2 separate regions of the Homo sapiens genome follow, and region 1 is linked to region 2. The links are chromatin loops, found by intact Hi-C in ENCODE. Cell type or tissue: heart left ventricle. All regions are shown on one strand.

Region 1 (5,000 bases), 79 kb after region 2:
GCTGAATATCCATATAATTTATAAAAATGATATCCATACATCAGGGTTTTTTTTGTTTGTTTGTTTTGTTTTGTTTTTTTGAGATAGGGTCTTCCTCTGTTGGCCAGGCTGGAGTGCAGCAGCACAATCGGAGCTCACTGCAACCTCGACCTCCTGGGCTCAAGCCATCCTCCTGCTTCAGCCCCAAGTAGCTGGGACTATCAGTGTGTGCCACCACATCTGGTTATTATTATTATTTTTTAAGAGACAGGATTTCACCACGTTGGCCAGGCTGGTCTCGAACTCCGGACCTCAAGCGATCCACCCGCCTCGGTCTCCCAAAGTTCTGGGATTACAGGCATGAGCCACTGCGCCTAGCTGGGTTTTAAAAATTTTACTTTTTTTTTTTTTAGAGATAGGGTATTGCTCTGTCACCCATGCTGGAATATGCAGTGGTGTGATCACGATTCACTGCAGCCTTGAACTTCTGGGATCCAGCAATCCTCCTGAGTAGCTGGGACCACAGGTGCACGCTACCATGTCTGGCTAATTTTTTCAAAAATTTTTTGTAGATCCACAAACCTTGAGGCAAAAAAAAAAAAACAAAAAAACAAACAAACAAAAAAGACATGGTCTTGCTATATTGTCCAGGCTGGTCTTGAACTTATGGGCTCAAGTGATCCTCCTGCCTCAGCCTCTCCAAGTGCTGGGATCACAGGCATAAGCCACTGTGCCTGCCCATACATCAGGTTTTTAGTTCAAATGCACATGCAGTCTCGGGGCCCCTCCTCAACCCCGCTGCACTGCCCCAGGGCACCTGCCTCTCAGAATGACGTGTCCACCGTTGCCTCCGTCCCCTCCATCAGGGCCTCCAAACTCCTTGCGGGGCTCACTGTGGAAGCAGCTTGCCCCAGCGCCTCCGTTTCCTCCACAGACAAGCACTCTCCGATAGTCCACAAAGTACCTTTTCTACAGAGAACACAAATATCCCACGTCATCTCAACACTCCAAGGTCCTTTCAAGACACCATGCATCCATTTGAGATGTACATCTTCTATCTATAACAGCCTATTAAAATTAGAGGTTAATGACACTAATATTGCTAATCACTTCTAAATTCCGAAGATAAAAAACAGTCTCCACAAGTCAGTTGCATTTGTAGACTGAGGTAAATCCACAATGCAGATGTAAGTATTCTGTGTGGACCTACACTTCAAAAATTCAGCATTTCTTACTCTGGGTGAGACTGATTTAAAAACCAACAACAAAAATCAGCATTTCTAAGCTAAAAAACCCACATCTTGTTTAGGAAATATTCCTTATATAATGTGTCTTTCCATTCAAAAAAACCATTCCTGAAATCATAGATCTTTACTCTTAGAAAGTTCTAGTTTCCCAGGATGCGATAGAGAAATAGGAAGTTAGAATCGTTCCTGGACAATTACCAGGCTTTCGACTCTGAAGAAAGAGTATTTTCTGGGGCCTGATGAAAACAGGGCTCATTTAAAAAATGTGGTGAGGCAAACAGAGCCCCTCGCTGGAGGGAAAGCTGTTTTGTTTTTTGTGGTTTTTTTTGAGGCAGAGTCTCGCTCTGTCGCCCAGGCTGGAGTGCAACGGTGGGATCTCGGCTCACTGCAAGCTCTGCCTCCCAGGTTCATGCCATTCTCCTGCCTCAGCCTCCTAAGTAGCTGGGACTACAGGCACCCGCCACTGCGCCCGGCTAGTTTTTTGTATTTTTAGTAGAGACGGGGTTTCACCGTGTTGGCCAGGATGGTCTCGATCTCCTGACCTCGTGATCCACCCGCCTCGGCCTCCCAAAGTGCTGGGACTACAGGCGTGAGCCACTGTGCCCGGCTAGGAAAGCTGTTCTGTAGGTCACTAAGGTAGGTGCAATCTGGATGAAGAGAGAGAACCAACCAGGTTACTGTTCAACACACAACAGCTCCTACCACAGGAGGGTCAGCTCCCGCAGCCCAGGGTGCTGCAACCTCACCACACGCTGGGGAGGACACCTGGCTTCTGCCCACGTGCACAGACAGACGTGCCCTGCCCCTGACAGCCACCCAGGGCTGCTGCCTCTGCACTCCGATCCAATACTCCTCAAATGCAGTTTTTTTTTCTTTTAAAAGAAAATTTTAAAACATTTAAAATTTTTAAACACAAAAATTTAAACACAAAAAAAAATTTAAAAATTTAAAACACAAACATTCTAAGATTCTTTGGCACCACCATGTGGGAAAACCACGAACTGTTATTTCCAAATTTCAATGTGTAATGCTGTCATGCGCCAACGCAAGCAAAATCCACCAGACAGGGAGGAAAGCCCCACTGGTGAGCACTTCGTGGAGGACAAAACCTCGACTCACTTTCTCTCCTGGGGAGGAGACAAGCCTGTGCTAACGCTTCAGCTATTTGAGCACACATCCCACCAAAGCGGCTTTTCCACTGGAAGTGCTGTTTGTCCCAGTAATGCTTATCTGGAGCCCCTCCATTCAGCAGGAAACGAAGGGAGTCATAAACGTGCATTTTCTTGAATTTATTAGAGACAATTCATGCTTTAAATAGGAGGTTTTGGTAAATAGAACAAGAAAAACTTATAAGGCTTAAAGAACCATAAAACGGAAGGTATATTCCCCCCTACTTGTTTTATTTTTATTTATTTATTAATTTAAAAAGGTTTTTTTTTTTTTTTTAGTAGAGACAGGGTTTCACCATGTTGGCCAGGCTGGTCTCGAACTCCTGACCTCAAGTGATCCGCCTGCCTTAGCCTCCCAAAGTGTTGGGATAACAGGCATGAGCCACCGTGCCCAGCCTCCGCATTTGTTTTAAATTAAGAAATAGCCACACATATGAAAGGATATATGTAACATACATGTAAAATACACAGGCTCATGGGAAAATGAGCAGCCTGTATCACGGCTTTCCAAGCACGCAGCGCCTCTCCCAGCCTGCTGGGATTTGCTGAGCGTGGGATTTAGCACGCAGGCCTGCGTTTCACCCTGTCATTTTCAAGAAGCTCCACGTGCCCCATCACTAAGATCATCAACTAACATCAACAGAGATGAGACCCAGAGGAGGACCCGAAACCACACCCTGTGCCTTCTGAGGAGGAGACAGGCAAGCTGCTCTAACTCCAGGAGTCTCACCAGCTTTTTCTCAGAGAGCAGCTTCTTCCCCGGGAGTTCCTGATGCTTGGCGAGGTCCGCACGGCCGACCGAGAGCAGCCTGGGAGAAGCCCGCTGTGGCAGTAGCCGGCTGGGCTTCAGGCCAGCCCATGTGGACAAAGCCCAATGCCCCACGCCCTGAAACACGGTCCTCAATCTTGCTGAGAAACACCTTGCAGGTGCCATGGCCCCTACAGAAGTCAAATTGGCAAAATGAGATACTTGGTTTAATGCTGGGCATGAAACAGAAACTGAAGACGAGGGCCTCATGCAGCAGGTCTTTGTGCACGTTTCTGAAACAAACAAGTGAACTGATGAATCCGATTTTCCTGGTCACTCACCCTCTCGGCCCTGGGTCACGTCTTGCCCTCTGACCCGTCAGCCTATCTGTGACTTGGGAGCAGGATTTCTGTACAAAGGATTTAAAACATGAAATCTTCCACAACACTGGACACATCCTCTTATGGAATAGCAAGGTTCCGCTCAACGAAAATATTAAAAAGGAAATCTGAAGTGCAAGTCAAAATTTCTTGAAAAGAAAAACACCCATTTATTAAAATGTTATCAAGAGTGTTATCCTGTGTAATTTTAAAGTTGTTACATTGGAACACAAGAATATTAAACATGGGGCATAGCGGCTAAGCACCCAGGCTCTGGAAAGTAACTCTAAGGGAAGGCCATCCACCTGTGTGGCCTCGGCCTCCTCACACGGCTGGGTGAGGACGGGCTGAGCTGATCCACACGGCTGCACAACCGCGGCCCTGGCTGTGGCACCGATAGAATGAGAAGAACACACTTGGCCCCTGCTCCTGGCTCCTGACACAGAGCTCTCAGAACGCTGGTAATTTCCTGAGTGACAGGGGCGATAGGGGTGCCTGACACAGAGCTCCTAAATCCCTTGGACTTCCCAGGTGACAGGAGAGTCTTCTGTTCTAATGAGGCACCTCTTGGTGGGCTCCTGGATGGCCTTGGGAGGGGGCTGGTCATCATAAAGACCAAGCCACGATGAGAAGCCTGGACCTTTCGGCCCCACCCCCACCCTCCAAAAAGGGCAGAGGGGCTGGAGGCTGAGTTCATAACTGATCATGTCTCCATGATGAGGCCTCCATGGAAATCCTGGAACTAGGGGCTCTGGAAAGCTTTCAGTTTGGTGAACTCATCCCCGTGCTGTAAGGCCAGCCACACAACTCCCTGGGGACAAAGGCTCCTATGCTTAGGACCCTCTGGGCCTCGCCCGTGCCCCTCCTCACCCAGCTGCCTGCCTGTGCCCGCTGTGGCATCCTTTATAGTAAACTGGCAATGCAAACCAAGTGCCTTCCTGAGTTCTGTGAGCCACTACCGCAAATCATCAAACCTGAAGGGGTCGTAGGAACTCCCAATGTGTAGCCAAGATGGACAGAAGTGTGGGTACCCCAGGGACCCACTACTTGCAATTAGCATCTGAAGTGGGGGGTGACTGAGCCCCTAACGCTGGGGTCCCTGATAACCGCGGCAGGGTCAGACTGAACTGAATTACAGGATGCCTGGCTGGTGTCTGCAGAGGACTGGCGAATTGTTGGTGTGGAAAACCCACACATTTGGTGCCTGATGTGTAGTGTGGGTGGAAATATCCCCGGAGCGACAGGGTTGGCACAGCTGCAGACTCTAAGTGCCAGCTACTGTCACTCTCAAAGCCTCATTTAAGCTGTCACTCATTCAACAAGCCGCTCATGACAGCCGGCTACCTTGCAGGTGCCAAGGGCACAGTGAGGAAGTCCTGACCCTGCCCTCCAGGAGAGGACAGCCCCTCTCCCTTCACCATGAGCACAAATACCTGCCTGCTCCCAGAGCTCCCCAGTCTTCAGCAGGTCGCACAGG
Region 2 (5,000 bases):
CATGTTAAAAAGGGATACAAATTAAATTATCATATTTTGAAACACACACAAAAGAAAGTCTAACAAAATGCTGACAGTTCCTCTCATTTTTTTTAAAGAGACACGGTCTGGCTCTGTAGTCCAGGTTAGAGTTCAGTGGCACGGTCACTGTAACTGAACTCCTGGGCTCAAGTGATGCTCCTGCCTCGCCTCCTGAGTTGCAGGTATTCCAGGCGTGAGCCCAGCCAGCTATTGTCTTGTATGGGATTATGCCTGATTCATCTTTTCTACCTTTCTCAATGTTACACATTTTCTATAAAGAGCACTCTCTCGTAATTAAAAAAACAAACAGACTTCATAATAAAATAACCCAACAGAATCTCAACTAACCCAGAATCCAAATAAGAGGCTAATTGTTTTGGCTCAACTCCCTTTTTCACAGAAAAATAATAAAACAAGATGATAAAGGAGCCCGCCTTCCCTCCCGTCTGCACTCTGTTCCTGGGCAGGGAGGCGTGCAGCCCAGCAGCCTGTGGCAAACAGCTTGCATTCTGCACAGCAGACTTGTCTAGATAACCACCCACGCCCCTCCAGCTCCTTCTCCCCAGGCAGGCGGAGCGAGCTCTGTGTGCTGGGCTCCACTGACAGTCAGAAGAGTGAAGGGTGTCCCACCAGCAAGCTCCTTCTTCCCAGAGTGAGCTCTGTGTGCTGGGCTACCTCGACAGTCGGAAGACTGAAGGGTGCAGCGAGAGTGCCCTGCCCCTCCCTCCTTCAGAACCACAGCTTAGCCCTGTCACAGAGACAGCAGCTGAACTGTGCTCTGCTGACTCTCCCTACACATCTGCCCATGGGCACCTGCATGCATCTACAAGAGAATGACGGGGTCCACGGGCAGTGGAATAAAAATCATTTTAGACATCACCAAACGGCCCTGAAGGAAGCCACCCACATCCCTCTCATCCACAGCTCCCCGGAGCCCCAGCCAGGCTGCTCAATGGCTGAGGAATTACCACACTGCCACATACATGCCATGGTCTGGCCTGCTTTTGACTTCATTTGTTGGTGTGGGTGGGCACTGTCACCTGGGCAGAATCCCAGGATGATTCTGTGAATAACCACAGCAGTCCCCAGGGCAACCAGGTGGGTGAAGAGAACCCCAACCAGTCCTTCCAGAGGCCCAGCCACAAACAACGGATCTGGGGCCCGGCTGGACCTCTGGGGTCAGAGTTCTAGGACTTGGAGTCAGTCTCACGTCTGTGAGGTGAGGGCCACCAGAGACAGGAGGGAAGCTGGGGAGACTCTAGGAAGGGATGGCAACGCTGCCTAGAAGAAAGTTCCATAGGAAGAAGTTTCAGGGATGTCTGGAGATGAGGCGTGGTCTGGTTAACTCTCCCTTGGCCAGAGCCGTCTGACCCTTCCTAAAACTCTGGGGAGGCTGTGGTGGCAAACGTGGCCTTGGGAGTGAAGCTCCTCTTTGCAATCATTCCTGTGTTTGGATTTACCTGCTTTTTCAATAGCGTTCACTAAATGCTTTAGTGAAACAGCCTAGTTTTGCTCATTAGTACCTATTTCCATTTTCGGTGAAGCTCACAACAATCCTACACATTTCACAGACGTCGCACACACACACGGAAGCGTCTACAGTGCGCGCTATCTCCACGCTTGAGTCGAACACACTAAAATATCTCATTGCCAGCGCTTTACACTCACTCAGACGCCGTGGCACGCTAGCACAACACCCCGTGTGTGTGAAACATCTCGCCTACAGCATCCAAACGCTTTCGTGAGCTCTTAATTCAAACAGTTTATTCTCAGAGCAGAGGAATCAATGCTAGTGAAAGAATCAAACTTATCTGTCATCCAAGGAATTCCATTTACAAGATATTTATGATGGGCCTTTCCCCCCTTACCTGATTAATTCATACGTTTCTCCCAAGAGTGGATTAAATGGTTTGCCGGTCCTCTCCCACTGGGAAGCCACAGCCGAAACAGCAAAAGCAGCCACAGACTGTAAATAATCCACGGGGGGGACAGGCACAGCTTCAGTTAGGAAACGCGCTGGAGAAGATGGCCTCTTGTGGAGGGCGGTGGGCACCTGGTTTCTGTCACTATTTGTTCCGTGTGCGTTTTCAGTTTTCCCCGAGCAGTGTGTCTGAGATTATAGGACTTCCAGGGAATGCCCTTCATCACCCGCCACTCCCCCGACAGCACAGAAAGAAGGAACTGGGTGCTGCCTTCCACCCCCGGAGCCAGGCCCTTCTGGCAGATGCTGCAGCAATGTCAGCCACTCCGTCTGATATGCACACACAAGGCCACACACTCAACACACACACCCCAAGCACTCATTCACAGAGGCATGCGCACACACGTGCACACGTTATGTGCACCCACAGTCACACACTTGTATTTTGTTATTTTTTAGACACAGGGTCTCACTCTGTCACCCAGGCTGGAGTGCAGTGGCGTAATCGTGGCTCACTGTAGCCTCTAGCTCCTGGGCACAAGCGATCCTCTCTCATCAGCCTCCCAAGTAGCTGGCATTGCAGGCATGCAACACTGCACCTGGCTAAGTTTTAAAAAATTTTTGTAGAGATGCGGTCTCACTGTGTTGCCTCAGCTGGTCTCAACCTCCAGGAGCAATTCATCCACCTCAGCCTCCCGAAGTGTTGGGATTACAGGCATGAGCCACCGTGCGTGCCCAGCCCACAGTCACACACATGCACACACATGGGGTGCGGTGGTGCAACAGGACCCAAGAGAAGCCCAAGGGCAGAGCCCACCGCCACCTTCAGCTCCAAGAGGCGGAGTCTCCCGGCAGGAGGCGGCAGCAGGGAGCTCTTGGGGCCACTGAGAGCTCAATGGCATTTCCGGCAAGTTCTGTCATCACACACCTGTGGTGACAGGACAAATGCCACGACCGCCAGGCAGGATGGCACTGAACACTGGGGGGAGCTGTGCGAGTCCTCACAGATGCCTGGGGCCCCAAGACTGTGTGGCCAGACATGCAAGGGGCATCACTTTCATGACAAACTCCTGCCTGGCACCCCTAAGGCCCACCTGCATCCTCTCCAGGGGCTGGGGCTGGCAGGAGGCCCTGTGGATGAGGTACACGTGCTCCATGTACTCCGTGATCCGCTGCAAGAAGCTCAGAGGCTCGTTGAAGGCGATTGGCATCGTGATCTTGGACAGCTCCTGGAAAGATGGGGAAGACTCGCTGGTTACTGCTGCCTTCCTGACACCGCTGGGCTGCCCGATGCCCCTGCTCTGAGCATCCCTTCATGGAGCCGCAGCCTCTGGGGTTGAACCGGATCTTCAAACCCCCCATGGGTGAGCCACTCCCTGCCCCATCGGCCCTGCCCTGTGAGCCTCAGCTGCCATCAGACCTGACACACAATCTGTGCTGAGCCTGCAGAGGTCTCTGGCATGACACCCCTGAATCCTCTCTGCCTCCCCAGCCCACCGCCCCATTCCAGACACAGAGACTGCCACAAGGGCTCTTGGGCCCACCTGCGCCCCCTCCCCTACTCCACATCTTCTCCACCCCACTTCCAGAGTAGTGGTCCCAGGCTGGGCACGGTGGCTCACACCTAAAATCCAAGCACCCTGGGAGGCCGAGGCGGGTGGATCCCTTGAGGTCAGGAGTTCAAGACCAGTCTGGCCAACACAGCGAAACCCTGTCTATACTAAAAATTCAAAAATTAGCTGTGCATGGTGGCGCACACCTGTAATCCCAGCTACTCGGGAGGCTGAGGCAGGAGAATCGCTTGAACCCAGGAGGTGAAGGTTGCGGTGAGCCGATATTATGCTATTGCCCTCCAGCCTGGGAGACAGAGCCAGACTCCGTCTCAAAAACAAAAAAACAGAGTAGTGGTCCCAGGCAGAGCCACCCACGCCGTTAAAAATAGTCCCTGGCTTCCCGTCCCTCCAGGATGCCTCGGACACACCTGAACCTGGCAAATGAGGCCTCCCATAACATGGCTCCATGTGGCTTTCCCCTAAGGCCTTCCGAGTTGGCAAAGGAGTCTCAGGTGTCTGCTCCCAGGCCCTGGACGGCAGGGCGCATGGCTTAGTGGGGGAAGCTGGGAAGGTGCCAAGGGGACGAGTGCCCACAGGGGCCACTCTTCCCACCGGGCTTCCAGGAAAGGGATCCCAAGGGCAGTAGGCATTCCAGGGAAACACAGCTGTCACCTCAGGGCAGGCTCTTCAGGAAGGAGCAGGGTCTGGGGTGGGCAAAGCAGAGGCAGAGGGAGAGGGACAAGGAGAGAAGGAGAGGACCAGAGAGACCAGAAAGGGACAAGGAAAGGACCCAGAGAGGCCAGAGAGGGACAAGGAGAGGACCCAGAGAGGCCAGAGAGGGACAAGGAGAGGACCCAGAGAGGGACAAGGAGAGGACCCAGAGAGGCCAGAGAGGGACAAGGAGAGGACCCAGAGAGGCCAGAGAGGGACAAGGAGAGGACCCAGAGAGGGACAAGGAGAGGACCCAGAGAGGCCAGAGAGGGACAAGGAGAGGACCCAGAGAGGCCAGAGAGGGACAAGGAGAGGACCCAGAGAGGGACAAGGAGAGGACCCAGAGAGGCCAGAGAGGGACAAGGAGAGGACCCAGAGAGGCCAGAGAGGGACAAGGAGAGGACCCAGAGAGGGACAAGGAGAGGACCCAGAGAGGGACAAGGAGAGGACCCAGAGAGGTCAGAGAGGACCCAGAGAGGCCAGAGAGGGACAAGGAGAGGACCCAGAGAGGGACAAGGAGAGGACCCAGAGAGGCCAGGAGGGACAAGGAGAGGACCCAGAGAGGGACAAGGAGAGGACCCAGAGAGGCCAGAGAGGGACAAGGAGAGGACCCAGAGAGGGACAAGGAGAGGACCCAGAGAGGCCAGAGAGGGACAAGGAGAGGACCCAGAGAGGCCAGAGAGGGACAAGGAGAGGACCCAGAGAGGTCAGGGAGGGACAAGGAGAGGACCCAGAGAGGCCAGGAGGGACAAGGAGAGGACCCAGAGAGGCCAGGAGGGAGTGGAGGAGGAGGT

The links. Hi-C counts contacts between places; a loop is a spot of excess contacts. Peaks named below come from ENCODE experiments on the same cell type or tissue, not always from the same donor. Only the 100,000 strongest peaks of a DNase experiment are listed, where the experiment ranks them.
Region 1: a loop joins it to region 2, with 2.1 times the contacts of the local background. A loop is called at or near these places in 6 of 110 quality-filtered maps.

Annotation. Positions count from the first base shown.
Region 1 is chr20:62,191,750-62,196,749 of GRCh38, reverse strand. It overlaps MTG2 (mitochondrial ribosome associated GTPase 2), which reads right to left. Exons shown (of 7, transcript NM_015666.4): 2 at 3,126-3,334; 3 at 801-948. The coding sequence starts at 3,329. Among named protein-coding and RNA genes, the nearest start is that of MTG2, 11 kb to the right of the region's middle. In heart left ventricle, a CTCF peak has its summit at 2,242; no DNase peak of the experiment used is centred here.
Region 2 is chr20:62,270,296-62,275,295 of GRCh38, reverse strand. OSBPL2 (oxysterol binding protein like 2) reads right to left here. Exons shown (of 14, transcript NM_144498.4): 5 at 3,037-3,171; 6 at 1,890-1,987. Among named protein-coding and RNA genes, the nearest start is that of ADRM1, 30 kb to the left of the region's middle. In heart left ventricle, no CTCF peak of the experiment used is centred here; a DNase peak (open chromatin) is centred at 3,045.